Linked DNA regions of Homo sapiens: region 2 is linked to region 1. Evidence: chromatin contacts called from ENCODE Hi-C or POLR2A ChIA-PET data. All regions are on one chromosome and are shown on one strand. Each heading gives the region's core, a stretch centred on a gene start or an enhancer-like site at or near the end of the contact. The rest is flanking DNA. Distances are from core to core; before and after follow the strand shown.

What was found. A loop is a pair of places that touch in the nucleus more often than their neighbours do. ChIA-PET counts read pairs that join two places held with the same protein, here RNA polymerase II (POLR2A). Pooled maps may share reads with other maps.
Region 2: a loop to region 1 is called in a pooled map, with 3 times the contacts of the local background. The contact joins the enhancer-like site here to the promoter of ADAT1 in region 1. A Hi-C loop is called at or near these places in 2 of 50 pooled maps. POLR2A ChIA-PET finds 5 or more read pairs at or near these places in 3 of 52 experiments (AG04450, GM12878 and HepG2).

What each region holds. Positions count from the first base shown.
Region 1 is chr16:75,619,371-75,624,744 of GRCh38, reverse strand. ADAT1 (adenosine deaminase tRNA specific 1) reads left to right here and starts at 1,464. Exons shown (of 10, transcript NM_001324445.2): 1 at 1,464-2,342; 2 at 3,925-4,114; 3 at 4,411-4,479. The coding sequence starts at 3,946. RefSeq lists enhancers at 1,151-1,670, 1,550-1,789, 1,671-2,190, 2,191-2,710, 2,711-3,231 and a silencer at 3,300-3,594.
Region 2 is chr16:75,073,065-75,077,900 of GRCh38, reverse strand. The region is part of intron 1 of ZNRF1 (zinc and ring finger 1); the gene reads right to left. Among named protein-coding and RNA genes, the nearest start is that of LDHD, 41 kb to the left of the region's middle. RefSeq lists enhancers at 1,985-2,214, 2,064-2,564, 2,565-3,065. Within about 2 kb of position 2,576, at least 7 of the 41 ENCODE cell types and tissues checked have a DNase peak (open chromatin) inside an H3K27ac peak, as active enhancers do; they include GM12878, where a contact is called at or near this core.

The DNA.
Region 1 (5,374 bases), core at 215-2,714:
AGAAAAATGAATTCTTTCATTTTTAGTAATAGAGCATTCAGTTACTGGGTGACAAAGGCCCCTGAAGTATCCAGGCAGCTATATTACTTATTCCCGGCAATCCAAAGGTTTTTAGACCTGTTCTGCCCACTACACTGTAGTAGTACTGTACTACAGTAGCCAGTAGCCACATGTGACTATCCAGCATCTGAAATGTGGCTGATCCAAATTGGGATGTATTCTAAGTGTAACACACACCAGATTTCTTAAACTTCGCATTAAAAACAGAACAGAACATAAGTATTTTTTAAAATATTGAGACTCGGCAGCCAGGTGCGGTGGCTCACGCCTGTAATCCAGCACTTTGGGAGGCCGAGGCGGGCAGATCACGAGGTCAGGAGATCGAGACCATCCTGGCTAACATGGTGAAACCCCGTATCTACTAAAAATACAAAAATTAGCCTGACGTGGTGGCAGGCACCTGTAGTCCCAGCTACTCGCGAGGCTGAGGCAGGAGAATGGCGTGAACCTGGGAGGCGGAGCTTGCAGTGAGCAGAGATTGCGCCACTGCACTCCAGCCTGGGTGACAGAGCGAGACTCCGTCTCAAAAAAAAAAAAAAAAAAAAAAAAAATATATATATATATATATATGAGACAGACAGACCGACCCCGGGCATCGTGACTCACGCCTGTAATCCCAGCACTCTGGGAGGTTGAGGCGGGCGGATCACTTGAGGTCAGGAGTTCGAGACCAGCCTGGTAACATGGCGAAACCCCGTCTCTACTAAAAATAACAAAAATGAGCCGGGTGTGATGGCGGGCGCCTGTAATCCCAGCTACTTGGGAGGCTGAGGCAGGAGAATCGCTTGAAGCCAGGAGACGGAGGTTGCAGTGCGCCGAAATTGCGCCGCTTCCAGCCTGGGCGACAAAGCGAGACTCCATCTCAAAAAATTTTTTGATTATATGTTGAAATAATACTATTTGGGATGTATGGGTTAAATAAAATATATATGATTGTTTCTATTTTGACTTTTAATGAGGCTACTGGAAATTTTTAAATTACGTATATGGTTCGAATTATATATCTATTGGACAGTGATGTTACAGATAGAAATACAGCATAGTCAGGAGAATCGCTTGAACCGGGAGGCGAAGGTTGCAGTGAGCCGAGATCGCGCCTCTACACTCCAGCCTGAGCAACAGAGCAAGACTCCGTCTCAAAAAAAAAAAAGAAAAAGAAAAAAATTCAGCCGAGTGCTGCAAGATACGTCATTCTAGTTGAAGGAATATCTAAGCCAACAAGCGGCTCCCATCATCCGGTTTCACGCCTCTCTAAGACGCAGCCAGGGCTGCGGGACTTGAAGCGCGGGAATCTCGGCCCTGGCACCGACTCCCCGGAAAAACTACAGGGCCCGGCATGCACTGCGCGCCTCTGGGAGCGGGAGCCGAAAGGAACCGGCGCTTTGTGACGTCACGTCCGCCTTACCGGCGGATTAAGCTCGCTTTCTTCTAGGCGCGTTTCCTGAAGGTGGGAGGGGAGCGTCCGCGAGGCGCTGGGGCGACGGGGCAGGTTTATCCGGGCTAACTTTGCCGAGTCTGTTTTTGAGGGAAGAGGTTGTGAGGATCGTATCTTCCGGGACGCGTTTCACGTGGGAAGGCGCTCCACGCCTGGAACTGTCAGCAGCCGGCGCCTGAAGAGCTCCTGGCGCGGGGCCTCTGGCCTGGCAGCCGCAGGACCCAATGGATCAGGCGCTCACGCTGTTCTCACTGCATGGCTTCAGTGCCTTGCCTGGCACCTCCTATCCTGTAACTGGCCGACTCGGGGTCCCACCCAGGCTTCTCCAGCGGCCGGGAAGGGGCTCTGCTTCCGGAAGTGTTTAGGAAGGGAGCCAGCGTAAACCAGAGTCCCTTCCTCCAAGCATCGCTGAAGCCTTTTCTCCCCTGGCAGCCGACTTCCTTTTCTTTGGAAAGGACGTCAGTTTTTTTAGCTTGTTGAAACTGTTCAGAGATGCGGTCTTGTGGGCAAATAAATGCCTGTTTAGCTGAGCTGTTATTTTCAGCTAAGAAGTTCTTCAAGTTTTCAAGATCTAGGAGGGGGTGTAGGCTCGAATTATAATGGACCCAGTGTAGCAAAACATTTATTCATTTAAACAATTGTGCATGCTCATTCAGACGCACTACCTGAGTGAGATGATGCCGTTCTGGGCTGCTTCATCTTAAAGAGAGTCACTGTTTCTTCTGGCAACTTCTACCTGCCTTGCCTATCGAGGTTTGTGAATTGCACCTCTGGTTTAATTTCAGGTCGATGGCCAGGTGGTCTTCATAAACTATACTGCCTTGTGATGCCTCCCTAGAAATGAGAGGTGAGTCCCTTCCAAACGAGGATTCTAGGATCTCATGCTTTCTTTTCTTGACAAGGCTTGCCCTGGCCCTCTGACTTTCAAGTCACAGGGTCTCACTTCCTGCAGATTTTTGTTTTAAATCACTGTGGTCTGATTTACCAGTAGCATTCACTACAGTAGCGAGCCTGCACGTTGCGCTGCAGGGGATTCATAACAATACCATCTTTCAAAAGCTGCATGCACTGGAGCTCAGGAAAGCCTTTTTTGTTTTTTTGAGAGGGAGTCTCGCTCTGTCACCCAGCCTGGAGTGCAGTGGCACAATCTCGGCTCATTGCGACCTCCGCCTCCCGGGTTCAAGCGATTCTCCTGCCTCAGCCTCCCGAGTAGCTGGGACTACAGGCACGCGCCATCACGCCCGGCTAATTTTTTTGTATTTTCAGTAGAGACAGGGTTTCACCACGTTGGCCAGGCTGGCCTCGAACTCCTGACCTCAGGTGAGCCACCGCGCCCGGCCTTCAGTTTGGTTTTACAGTGCTTAGCTATGTCTATCACAAGCTCATCTTCTACTGGGAAGCTTTTTGTATAATTGAGTCCAAATGAGATCAGGATGTGCCTAGTGAGCATTGATAGGGCCAAGAGTGAGAGATTTCCCTGCAAAGTATCCTAGGGATCTGCTTGATGGTTTTTTAATTCATGGCTTTCTATGCCCATTACAGCCCTCCCCCTTTCACCCCCACCACCAGGTAGCTCAAGGCAAATTAACCAGGAAAATCATCAAATGTTATTTTTTGTAATAGTAATCACAGTTGACCTTAATTATGCTCAACATAGTAGCAATTGCTTTTTATAAGTATTACTTATTTAACCCTCACAGTAACCCTAAGTATTATTTAATCTTCACAATAATCTAAATAGGTTAGATACTATTGTTATCACTATTTTGACAGATGAGGAAACAGACCCAGCAAGGTTAAGTAGTCTATTCAGCATCACAGTTAATTTGTGGCAAAGCCAAAATTAGAACCCAGAAAGGGTGAATCCAAAGTCCACACCCTTAAGTAGAGCTCTATGAGAACACGTAACTGCTGAGAAACATTTCAGTGGGGATTTACTAGAGGGCGGTAGAGAAACACTCTGCTGTAGGGGAAAGGAGAAAAATAAAATGCCTGGAAAAAGAAGACAGATAAGAACATCTGTCCAGAAAGATAAACCTTATACAGTGAGGGTCTGCCCAAAGCAAGTGAGTCTGCAACCCTTTACATGCCGTTTCCAGTGAAAACTGGAGTAGTGAGGACATTTCCTTCTCGTGTCCTTTAATGTTGAGTAGAGGATGCAGACTCCTTAGAAATGTATCAGATATATAACATTAAGAAAAACTTGAAACAATAATTTTGGGGATTGGTAGAATTTGGGGTTTCTTTGATCTTTCATTAAAGATGAAAAGGGGGCAGGGAGATAGTAGAAGAAAATGATCCATAGAGTTCCAGATAGGGAAACCTCGGTCTGCTCCATTTGAAAGACTCGAAGCATGGATATGAGAGGCTGTAGCATCGTGCACTGGTTCTCCTTTCCGTACTTCTGATGGTTGTGGTTTTTGATCAAGGTCTCAATACCAGCTCAGACCATGTGGACCGCGGATGAGATTGCTCAGCTATGCTATGAACACTATGGGATCAGGCTGCCCAAGAAGGGGAAGCCTGAGCCAAACCATGAGTGGACATTATTGGCAGCGGTGGTGAAGATACAATCTCCAGCTGACAAGGCCTGCGACACCCCTGATAAGCCGGTGCAAGGTGAGACTTTTTCTTCTTGGCATGCTCCTCACTGTGAGAGATGGTAAAATTATGCATTGCTGTACTGTGAGGGTACAGTCGTGGGTAGGGTGTGAACTACGATGTTAGGCATATGTGCTTGTCCTCTGCTAGGTGACGCAGTACCTCTGATGGCGGGAGACCGCCATGCTGGAACCGCAGACCTTGGTTGAGTGGGCCTCTGGGAATCCCCTAGAGGAGTGTGCAGGCTGATCACACCTGAACACCGGGGAACATTCCGTTTCTCAGAACTCACACGATTTGTTTTTTTCCCACAGTGACAAAGGAAGTTGTGTCAATGGGAACAGGAACAAAATGCATAGGACAGTCCAAAATGAGGAAGAACGGTAAGCACGGGTGGGAATCTAAACAAAGATTTAGCTTGAAACCAGTGTCCATGTTTTACTCTCCTTGTCAGGGAAGAGGGGCCATGTCAGTTGAGGTGCATGGCATTTGTTTCCTACTGACTATCAGTCCAGTTGGAAGGACCGTACTCACTTGGAGAATGGAAATCCACCATCAAAGCGGAGGCCTCTAGGAACATGCTTTCCGAATAACTGAAAGTTAACCAGTATTTTCATGCTCAAACCACAGAGTCCCTGGGTTTAGCTATTCCACATTAGGTCTGGAAGGCTTTGGGACTCTATAGCAGGTAGAGGATGCAGCTTGAGTGGCTTCTGAAGCCCAAGAAAGCAATCTTTTTTTTTTTTTTTTTTTTTGACTCGGAGTCTCGCTCTGTCACCCAGGCTGGAGTGCAATGGGGCAATCTCGATTCACTGCTCTGCAACCTCCCCTTCCTGGGTTTAAGCGATTCTCCTGCCTCAGCAGGCACCCACCATCACGCCCAGCTAATTTTTGTATTTTTTTAGAGACGGGGTTTCACCATGCTGGCCAAGCTAGTCTTGAACTCCTGACCTCAGGTGATCTGCCCACATTGGCCTCCCAAAGTGCTGGGATTAAAGGTGTGAGCCACCGCACCTGGTAAGCAATCTTGAATGACAGGAAGCTTTGGGCCTCAACAAGAATATGAAAATTCCTTAGAGATCTGGGGGTTTTTATTTGTCTGTTTCAGTGGTTTTTTTTTTTTTAAGAGACAGGGTCTCACTGAAGTACGGTGGTACTATCATAGCTCACTGCAGCCTTGAACTCCTGGGCTCAAGTGATCCTCCCACTTCAGCTTCCTGAGTAGCTGGACTATAGGTGTGCACAGCTATGCACACCTATGTGCAGCTAATTTTTTTC
Region 2 (4,836 bases), core at 1,327-3,826, 550 kb after region 1:
AAAGAGAGAGGCAGAGAAGAAGACATGACTATGGAAGCAGACAGACAGAGATTTGAAGATGCTTTGCCATTAGCTTTGAAGTTAGAGGAAGGGACCATGAGCCAAGGAAAGCGTGGCCTCCAGGAGCTGGGAAAGACAAGGAAATGGATTCTCCCCTAGAGCCTCCAGAAGCAGCACAGCACTGCAGACACCTTGATTTCAGCCCAGCGAGACCAATGCAGATTTCTCATCTCCAAAAATGCAAGAAAATACATTTGTGTTGTCAAATTTGTGGATATTTGCTACAGCAACAACAGGAAATGAATGTAAAACCTTCTAAGAGAAATGGCTGTTCTTCTAAAAAATCAACTCTTTTTTTGTTTGTTTTTTTGAGACGGAATCTCGCTCTGTCGCCAGGCTGGAGTGCAGTGGTGCGGTCTTGGCTCACCGCAACCTCTGTCTCCCAGGTTCGAGCAATTCTCCTGCCTCGGCCTCCCGAATAGCTGGGACTACAGGCATACACCACCACGCCTGGCTAATTTTGTATTTTTAGTAGAGACGGGGTTTGTACATGTTGGTCAGGCTGGTCTCAAACTCCCGACCTCAGGTGATCCGCCTGCCTCAGCCTCCCAAAGTGATGGGATTACAGGCGTGAGCCACCGCGCCCAGCCCCAGCTAATTTTTTGTATTTTCAGTACAGATGGGGTTTCACCATGTTGGCCAGGACGGTCTCGATCTCCTGACCTCGTGGTCCGCCCACCTTGGCCTCCCAAAGTGCTGAGATTACAGGCACGAGCCACCATGCCCGGCCTGGATCAACTCTTAAAGGAGAGTAGCTGGGGTTCCCTGGCTCTGCTGAAAATTATGAAGCAGGATATCTTAGTCAGTTTGAGCTGCTGTAACAAAATACTGCAGACTGGACGGCTTAAACAATAAACATTTATCTCTCATGGCTCTGGAGGTTGAGAAGCCCAAGATCAAGGTGCTGCCAGGTCTGATGTGTGGTGAGGGCCTCTCCCTGATTTGCAAAGGTCCACCATCTTGCTGTGTCTCACATGCTGGAGAGAAAGCGCTGGTGTCTCTTCTTCTTCTGGGGGCACTAATAATTCCATCATAAAGGCACCACACTCACGACCTCTTCTAAACTCACTTATCTCCCAAAAGTCCTCCTTCAAATACCATCACATTAGGGATTAGGCTTCAACACATGAATTTTGGGGGAGGAGGGGGATAAAACACATTCAGTCCGTAGCACATGGCATCCTCTCTTGGGAAACCATTGAAAACTGTGCCCCAAGAGAGGATGCCATGTGCTATGGACTGAATGTGCCACACTTAAATAGGATAAGCAATCAAGTCAGTCAGTCTGTCTATCCATTCATATGTATTCTAGTTATTAAGTTGTAAGGAAAATGGCAAAACAAATATAATTTCTCCCCTCAGTGAAGGGATGACCCATTAGGGAAGAGAAGAAAAGAGGAGGCCACAGAGCTCTCATTTCTTTCACATCCCGAAGTGGCTGTCTAGCGAATGTGTCCCACACACAGGCTCTTGACCTGAAACCTATGGGGATGGACATCAGCGGATCCATCAGCCTCCTGAAATAAGATGCCACATTCTAAGGGAGATTCATAGAGTTAGATGTCAAAAGTGTTTGGGCTTAGAACCCAAAAGTTCAGAACCATTTATATAACAAGAGAAAGATTATAGATAGAAGATTAAAACATATAATAGATATGTCAATAACAATCCAAATATTTGTGATTTACTTTTAGTATGGAGAAGATGGGACTCTGAAGGAAGAAGAAAACTGAATCAGGCCCTCCAGGGCTCTATATCTCATGATCAGGGTTGTTTGATATTTGCTATGGCATACAAAAGGGCCATTCAGAACAAGTTCTGTTAAGCATATTTTTCCTCTCTCCTGAGTCCACATATGTAAGCTATTCTCTACCTCACACAACGCTCTCTCAATCCCACCTACACCTGCAGCAACTGCCCCAGTTCCAATGAAGCATCTCCAATGGCCATCTTCACTTCCTCTCCCAGTTCCTCTTGAACCTGCTCCAATCTCTAAAACCATCCTTTCCACGGTTGCCAATGATCTCCACATGACAGCATCCTAACATCGATTCCTGAGCACTCAGCAGCCATGTGAGAAAGGTGACCCTCCTCCTCCACCTTTGCTGCACCTGCTGTCTGTGGCCCCCTTACAGTATAAGCCCCTTGAAGGCAGAGTCTGTTTATTTTACTGCTGTAGCCCTAGAGCCTGGCATATGATGGGCTCTTGAAAATATCTGTTGGATGAATGAACATCACACTTCACGGAAATGTGTGAAAAAGGCCCAGCTGTACAACCGGAAAGAGATAACAAATTAAGGGCAGTCAGCCTGCTGTCTGAGTCCATTCCCAGCAGAGGCTACCTTCTACCAGTCAAGGTTCCAGTAACTGCCATACCACAGCGAGGGTTAAGTAGGACAGTGAAGCGTGTGTGAGACAGAATGTCGGTTAGGAACCCACTGCGGTCATGCTGCTTCCTGCCCAACCCGCAGTTCCGATAAGGGGTGCAGAGAACGATCATGTGTGCATGTGCACAGACTGCAGGCGCCCCTGCCACCATGCTGTGGTGTGCAGTGGGCATGAAGGGAGCTACTTCGGCTGCCACCTGGGCAGGCCTTGACAGTACTGCTGGCAGGAAAAAGGTCAGCCCTTTCCCCCTATGCTAAATCAAGTCACAGACAGCTAGGACAGCCTCCAGGTTCTCATTCCTCCCACCAACAATGAAGAGTAGGAGGAGCCTCTCCATTTACTCCCTCCCACCCACCCCCACCTGGAAGTGCCCAGAGATAGGGGGGAAAAGCAGACAGCATGGTGACCTGGGCTTATGACCCCAGGCAGGGGTTGGCAAAGTACTCAACAGCCATTTCCTGGACAGTGCGAACTTTTGGGTGCTTCTGCACTCTGATACAAACATTTCCTTAATACATTTATTCAATATTTTATTATTATTACTTTTTATAGAGACAGGGCCTTGTTATGTTGCCCAGGCTGGCCTCCAAGTCCTGGCTTCAAGTGATCCTCCTGCCCAGGCCTCCTAAAGAGCTGGGATTATAGGCATGAGCCACTGCACTGGGCCTAAAAAAACCTTTATTATGGAAATTTTCAGACAAACAAAAAAATTGAATAGAGTGAGCTCCCAGGTACTCATCACCCAGCTTCAACAATGATCAAATCAGGGTCAGTCCTATCTGATTTTCCCCTGAGGTGTCCATGTCTTGGTTTGCTGCAACAACCCCAGTTCAAGCGTGTCGTCTTGGTGTAATTAATAGCTCCCTCTTTCAGTTTCAAACTTGCCTGGGATTGAATGATAAATTATATGGTCATCTGATCTTTATCCCAACTCACTCTCCCTGCACCAGATTATTTTGAAGAAAATTCCAGACACGAAATAAATCCACCCATAAATATTCACAATGTGATAGTAAAGGCTTAAATACAACTCCACACCCTTTAGACACCAACTTATGCAGCACTGTGCCCTCTCCTCTCAAGGGGCTGTTGGAAGGGTCACCCAGTAGGCTCTGTGCTACATGCTGGCATATGGAGCCTCACCGGGTGGCATGACCCCAGCTTAGGGATGGGGCTGACACACATGCAGAGAAGCCACTTATGCCGGCCTGACTCTACTGCATCGCCTCCTTCCATGGCACCACACTGCCTCCATACAGGAGGTCTAGCAACGGTCACGGACAGCAGGAGAGCAGAACAGACTAGCAGTCTGTGGCTCGTTTTACACATGCACGCGGAAGGAGCAGCACGAGTTTCAATCATTCCAAGTGAAAAAATGCAAACCTCAAACTGACCCACAGAGAATAAAATCCCAATCTTTATCTCTGCTCTCCGGGTGGTAGCACTGCAAGATTCTAGAGCCAGGCTGAAAGTTAGGGTATTTTAAGCAACCTACCTTCCTGACATTTACGAGAAAATAGCAAGAGAAAAGGGACATAATCATGTTTTCTGAGTCCTCAGAAGTGAACCGGAAAGTTCCCTAGTCTATGATCCGGCAACCCTATTTCTGGGTATATTTCCTAGCGAAATCCTCACACAGGTCAATCAGAATACAGCACGAGGATGTTGGCCACAGAACCATGTCGGGTAGCAGATGATCCCCAGGGGAACGGGCAAGGTCCCCGCAGAGCATGTACATGATGAATACTATGCAGCAGCCACAAGCAATGGATTAAATGTGCACGTCGGACAGATCCAAAAACAGTGCTGAGAGAAAAAAAGAAACAAAAGAATCCGTAGCACCAGGCCATTTGTGCCATTTTACCTAAGTTAAAAACACATGCACACAACTAAAACCTTAGATTAACAAAACCCATGTATGCACAGAAATGAAAAATTAAACCAATACACCAAACATATTGACATGGTTGGCTACGGCGGGGTGGGGAATGGACAACAGGAATTAAAAAACAGATCAATGTATGAATGAATAAAACCAAGACAGCAGCCTGGCCAAGACCAGTGAGACCAGCAATAGTGTGTCAAACATGTAATAGCATTAACTCAACACCATGCACTGGAGGGAGGTCTAAAAAGAAAGGAAAAACAACAGCTATTAATAAAAACTAGCAAGCAATCAACAATTGTGAAAAAAAAAATCTTGCCTCAATTTTATATTTATGTATATAAATCTATGTATATAGATACGTATACATATCTATGTGTGTATATATATATACATATATATAGACAGAGAGACAGAGAGAGAGAGAGAGAGAGAGAGAGAGAGAGAGATGGGGTCTCACTATGTTACCCAGGTTGGTCTCCAACTCTTGGGCTCAAGCATTC